Linked DNA regions of Homo sapiens: region 1 is linked to region 2. A link is an interaction called in ENCODE POLR2A ChIA-PET data of the cell type or tissue named here. Cell type or tissue: A673. All regions are shown on one strand. Each heading gives the region's core, and the rest is flanking DNA. Links, peaks and the distances in the headings are about the cores only.

What was found. ChIA-PET counts read pairs that join two places held together with the same protein. Peaks named below come from ENCODE experiments on the same cell type or tissue, not always from the same donor. Only the 100,000 strongest peaks of a DNase experiment are listed, where the experiment ranks them.
Region 1: POLR2A ChIA-PET joins it to region 2 with 7 read pairs; 2 of 35 experiments call an interaction of 5 or more read pairs at or near these places.

What each region holds. Positions count from the first base shown.
Region 1 is chr1:10,203,330-10,206,243 of GRCh38, forward strand. No RefSeq gene overlaps it. Among named protein-coding and RNA genes, the nearest start is that of KIF1B, 5.8 kb to the right of the region's middle. In A673, for the core only: no CTCF peak of the experiment used is centred there; no DNase peak of the experiment used is centred there.
Region 2 is chr1:10,005,992-10,008,905 of GRCh38, forward strand. It overlaps RBP7 (retinol binding protein 7), which reads left to right. Exons shown (of 4, transcript NM_052960.3): 2 at 1,579-1,757; 3 at 2,182-2,283. Among named protein-coding and RNA genes, the nearest start is that of RBP7, 10 kb to the left of the region's middle. RefSeq lists a silencer at 1,306-1,506. In A673, for the core only: no CTCF peak of the experiment used is centred there; a DNase peak (open chromatin) is centred at 1,420.

The DNA.
Region 1 (2,914 bases), core at 133-2,632, 200 kb after region 2:
GCACATGCCTGTAGTCCCAGCTACTCGGGAGGCTGAGACAGGAGAATTGCCTGAACTCGGGAGGCGGACGTTGCAGTGAGCCGAGATCACAGCACTGCACTCCAGCCTGGGTGACAGAACGAGACTCCGTAAAAAAAAAAAAAAAAAAAAAATCAGCCCTAGGCCAGGCATGGTGGCTTACACCTGTAATCCCAGCACTTTTGGAGGCCAAAGCGGGCATATCACTTGAGATTGAGACCAGCCTGACCAACATGGTGAAACCCCATCTCTACTAAACCCCATCTCTGACTAATACAAAAATTAGTCAGGTGTGGTGGCAGGTGCCTGTAGTCCCAGCTACTAGGGAGGCTGGGAGGCTGAGGCACGAGAATCGCTTGAACCTGGGAGGTGGAAGTTGCAGTGAGCCGAGATTGCGCCACTGCACTCCAGCTTGGGCGACAGAGCCAGACACAGTCTCAAAGAAAAAAAAAAAATTCGGTCCTCAGCAAACTAGAGACTTGCTGTGCTTATTTCCTGACTAGGTAGCAGACCAATTCTAAAGCATCTTCCAGTTTTGATTTTCTGATTCCAAATAACCCTGGCATAAGTGGTGCCACTGTACATTAATATTAATGAGTTAAACCAGATTGCATCCTGTTTGTTAAAGTACTCATTGGCAAAAAACAGAAAATTTATTGATTTAAGCTCCTTATTGTCATTATTTAATTCAGTGTTTAATAGATACATACTTACATAAAATAGACATTAATTAATATTTATAAAGATTTTGCATAGGAAAGCATATATTTTCTAGATTTAATGGGGTAGAGAGCTGCCTAGTCTCTTAAGTCCAACAATGTAAGCAGTTCCTATTTTTACTCATGCAACATGATCTAGGACTCAAGTCCATGTGTTACCTGACCTTGGTTAAAATAACTGGAAAGTAATTCTCTTTATGGGCATGGATGGTCCTGTAGAGGATTTTGCCAGAAATGAAATTGGGCTCTTCCCACATTTTTGTCAGTGCAAGAGTCGGCATGTGGCAGTTTTGAGTGAATATGGACTCAGTCAGGAAGGGATTTCCATAACACATTTACCAAATGTGTGGCCGAGACGCGGTGGCCTTTTACAGTGCAGGCTGTGAGACTAGGGCATCTGAAAACCAGGTCAGAGAGAGAGGATTATGGCTTGCTGTCTCCCACCCACTCGGCTCCTCACACATGGCTCAGCTGCTGGGGATCGGTCCCATGCCCTCTGATGTAGCTGCCGACCCAGTCTGCAGAGGATTACTGGTGGCATCACAGCTGGGATGCCTCTGGACAAATATCTTTTTTTTTTTTTTTTGAGATGGAGTTTCTCTATTGTTGCCCAGGCTGGAGTACAATGGCACGATCTCAGCTCACTGCAACCTCTGCCTCCTGAGTTCAAGAGATTCTCTTGCCTCAGCCTCCTGAGAAGCTAGGAGTATAGAACTGTGCCACCACGCCCGGCTAATTTTGTATTTTTAGTAAAGATGGGGTTTCACCATGTTGGTCAGGCTGGTCTCAAACTCTTGACCTCAGGTGAACCACCTGCCTCAGCCTCCCAAAGTGCTGGGGTTACAGGTGTGAGCCACTGAGCCTGACCTATCATTTTTTAAGTTATGAAGTTATTTACTTTTTTACAGGTGGGGTCTTGCTCTGTTGCCTGGGCTGGAGTGCAGTGGCTATTTACAGGTACAATAAAAGTGCACTGTAGCCTAGAGCTCCTGGGCTCAAGAGATCCACCCACCTCAGCCTCCCAGGTAGCTGGGACTACAGGTGCATCCCACCTTGCCCAGAATAAATTACATATGTATTTTTTAAACAGGTAGTAAAGTATAAAAACTAACATGATGGCCTGGTCAGTGGCTCACACCTGTAATCCCAGCACTTTGGGAGGCCAAGGCGGGCAGATTGCAAGGTCAGGAGTTCGAGACCAGTCTGGCCAACATAGTGAAACCCCGTCTCTACTCAAAATACACAAAAAATTAGCTCGACGTGGTAGTGTGAGCCTGTAATCCTAGCTACTCGGGAGGCTGAGGCAGGAGAATCACGTGAACCCGGGACAGGGAGCTTGCAGTGAGCTGAGCTCGTGCCACTGCACTCCAGCCTGGGCAACACAGTGAGACTCTGTCTCAAAAAAAAAAAAAAAACGAACATGATACCCACCCACATACACTGTATTAAACACCGTATTAAATAATGACAATAGGCTGGGCGTAGTGGCTCATGCATGTAATTCCAGCACTTTGGGAGGCCGAGGCCGAGGTGGGTGGATCCCTTGAGGTTAGGAGTTCAAGACCAGCCTGGCCAACATGGCAAAACCCCATCTCTACTACAATTTTTTTTTTTTTGAGACAGAGTTTTGCTCTTGTTGCCTAGGCTGGATTGCAATGGCGCGATCTCAGCTCACTGCAGCATCTGCCTCCCGGGTTCAATCGATTCTCCTGCCTCAGCTTCCCGAGCAGCTGGGATTACAGGCATGTGCCACCATGCCCGACTAAGTTTGTATTTTTAGTAGAGACGAAGTTTCTCCATGTTAGTCAGTCTGGTCTTGAACTCCTGACCTCATGCGATCTGCTTGCCTCAGCCTCCCAAAGTGCTGGGATTACGAGCGCGAGCCACTGTGCCTGGCCATCTCTACTAAAATTACAAAAATTAGCCAGGTGTGGTGGCACATGCCTGTAATCCCAGCTACATTAGGAGGCTGAGGCACGAAAATTGCTTGAACTCAGGAGGCAGAGGTTGCAATGAGCTGAGATCGCATTACTGCACTCAAGCCTGAGCATCAGAGTGAGACTCTTTCCCAACAAAACAAAACAAAAAAGACAATAATAATAATGACAGGGCCAGGCGTGGTGGTTCACGCCTGTAATCCCAGCACTTTGGGAGGCCGAAGCGGGCAGATCACCTCA
Region 2 (2,914 bases), core at 289-2,788:
GATTTCTGCCTTAAACTATTTTCCCAGAAATCTGTGTGGCTTGATTCTTTACTTCTTTCAGCTCCCCGCTGAGACGTCACCTGGCCATTATTTAAAATAGTGGTGTTTATTTCTAGCTACATAATATGCTCAAAGGCAGTAAGTGGAACTGGGATTCCAAACCCTGATCTTCATCTTCTTAGCATTCCATGTTTCCCTGTGGAACTCTTCTTTAAAGCTTATTTAAGAATTCTAGCCGAGCAGGGTGGCTCATGTCTGTAATCCCAGCACTTTGGGAGGCTGAGGTGAGAGGATTGCTTGAGCCCAAGAGTTCGAGACCAACCTGGGCAACATAGTGAGACTTGATCTCTACAAAAAAATATTTAAAACATTTCCAGGCATGGTGGCATGTGCCTGTAGTCCCAGCTATTCGAGAGGCTGAGATAGGAGAATCACTTGAGCCTGAAAGGTTGAGGCTACAGTGAGCCATGATTGCACCACTGCACTTCAGCCTGGGTGACAGAATGAGATCCTGTCTCAAAAAAAGAAAAAAATTATAAATACATAGTAGTATATAGCTGGGTGTGGTGATGCAAGCCTGTAATTCCAGTTACTCAGGAGACTGAGGCAAGAGAATTGCTTGAACCCGGGAGTGGAGGTTGCAGTGAGCTGAAATCGTGCCACTGCTCTCCCCAACCTGGGCGACAGAGTGAGACTGTGTCTCGGAAAAAAAAAAAGAAAAAAAAAAGTATATACGTGTGTGTGTGTGTGTGTGTGTGTGTATATATATATATAGAGAGAGAGAGAGAGAGAGGTATATACATGAATCCAGTGGTTTTTGAGTTTTGTTTTCATTCTTGTTGAGAAACTGTTCAAATGCTCTCTTAATTCAAAGTGTAAATACATAAGGCAGAAAAAGGCAGAGTTATGACTGAGGCTGGGTTGGGGGGCCTAAGCCCTGTCCCTTTGGTTTTCTTTTTCTTTCTTTTTTTTTGAGATGGAGTCTCGCTCTGTTGCTCAGGCTGGAGTGCAGTGGTGTGATCTTGGCTCACTGCAACCTCCGCCTCCTGGGTTCAAGCAATTCTCCTACTTCAGCCTCCAAAGTAGCTGGGATTACAGGTATGTGCCACCATGCCCGGCTAATTTTGTATTTTTAGTAGAGATGGGGTTTCTACATGTTGATCAGGCTGGTCTCAAACTCCTGACCTCAGGTGATCCGCCCTCCTCAGCCTCCCAAAAGTGCTGGGATTACAGGTGTGAGCCACTGCACCTGGCCTACAGTTTTTATTTTTTTATAGAGACAGGGTCTTGCTATGTTGCCCAGGCTGGTCTCAAACTCCTAAGCTCAAACAATCCTCCTGTCTTCTGTGTCCCAAAGTGCTGGAATTACTGCACCTGGCATTTGCAAACTTTTTAATCAGGCTGTGGTTGGCAGTTTGCCAAGACGATTCCTTGTAGATCTGATTTTGGCAGCAAACAACATAGAAGTCGTACAGGAAATGCTAACAATTACATGTGGTGATTTTGAGAACAGCTACCAAATTCTTCACTTTTGTATCTCAAGCGAATGTTCAAATATTTTTAAAAATTATTTTTAAGGTATTGACTTTGCCACTCGTAAAATAGCCAAGTTGCTGAAGCCACAGAAAGTGATTGAGCAGAATGGGGATTCTTTTACCATCCACACGAACAGCAGCCTAAGGAACTACTTTGTGAAATTTAAAGTTGGAGAAGAATTTGATGAAGATAACAGAGGCCTGGACAACAGAAAATGCAAGGTAAAATGTAAAGAAATGCCAGGTGCGGTGGATTACGCTTGTAATCCTAACACTTTGGGAGGCCAACGCAGGCGGACCACCTGAGGTCAGTAGTTTGAGACCAGCCTGGGCAACACGGCAAAACCCTGTCTCTACAGAAAAAAATTCAAAAAGTAGGGGGGCGTGCTGGCAGGAGCCTGTAATCCCAGCTACTTAGGAGGCTGAGGCAGGAGAATCACTTGAACCCGGGAGGTGGAGGTTGGTTGCAGTAAGCCAAGATCGTGCCACTGCACTCCAGCCTGGGTGACAGAGTGGGACTCCATCTCAAAAAAAAAAAAAAGCAGTAAGTAGGCTGTTGATTTTGCAAGGGTAACTTGGCATTCTACTTCGTAACACTTGAGGATCCTGCCAGGACAAGCTAACATTTTCTCCTCTCTTCATGCAGAGTTTGGTTATCTGGGACAATGACAGGCTCACCTGTATCCAGAAGGGAGAAAAGAAGAACAGAGGCTGGACCCATTGGATCGAAGGAGACAAACTCCACCTGGTATCCACCACATTTTGTTCTTAATGAGATGATACAGTATTAAAGGAAACATCAGGCCAAGCGTGGTGGCTCACACCTGTAATCCCAGCATTTTAGGAGGCCGAGGTGGGTGTATCACTTGAGGTCAGGAGACTAGCCTGGCCAACATGGTGAAACCCCATCTCTACTATTTTTTTTTTTTTTTTGAGATGGAGTATCGCTGTGTCACCAGGCTGGAGTGCAGTGGCGCGATCTCGGCTCACTGCAACCTCCACCTCCTGGGTCCAAGCGATTCTCCTGCCTCAGCCTCCCGAGTAGCTGGGACTACAGGCACGCACCACCACACCCAGCTAATTTTTGTATTTTTAGTGGAGACGGGGTTTCACCATGTTGGCCAGGATGGTCTCGATCTCTTGACCTCATGATCCACCCGCCTCGGCCTCCCAAAGTGCTGGGATTACAGGCATGAGCCACCACCACACCTGGCCCATCTCTACTGAAAATACAAAAATTAGCCGGGCATAGTGGCGCATGCCTATACTCACTCTCATCTTATATTAAATGAAACAGCCGAATATTCCGACAGAGGCAGGAAGATAACATGCAAATACTCATGGAACAATTCTTACCTATTATATGTAATAGCTACTTT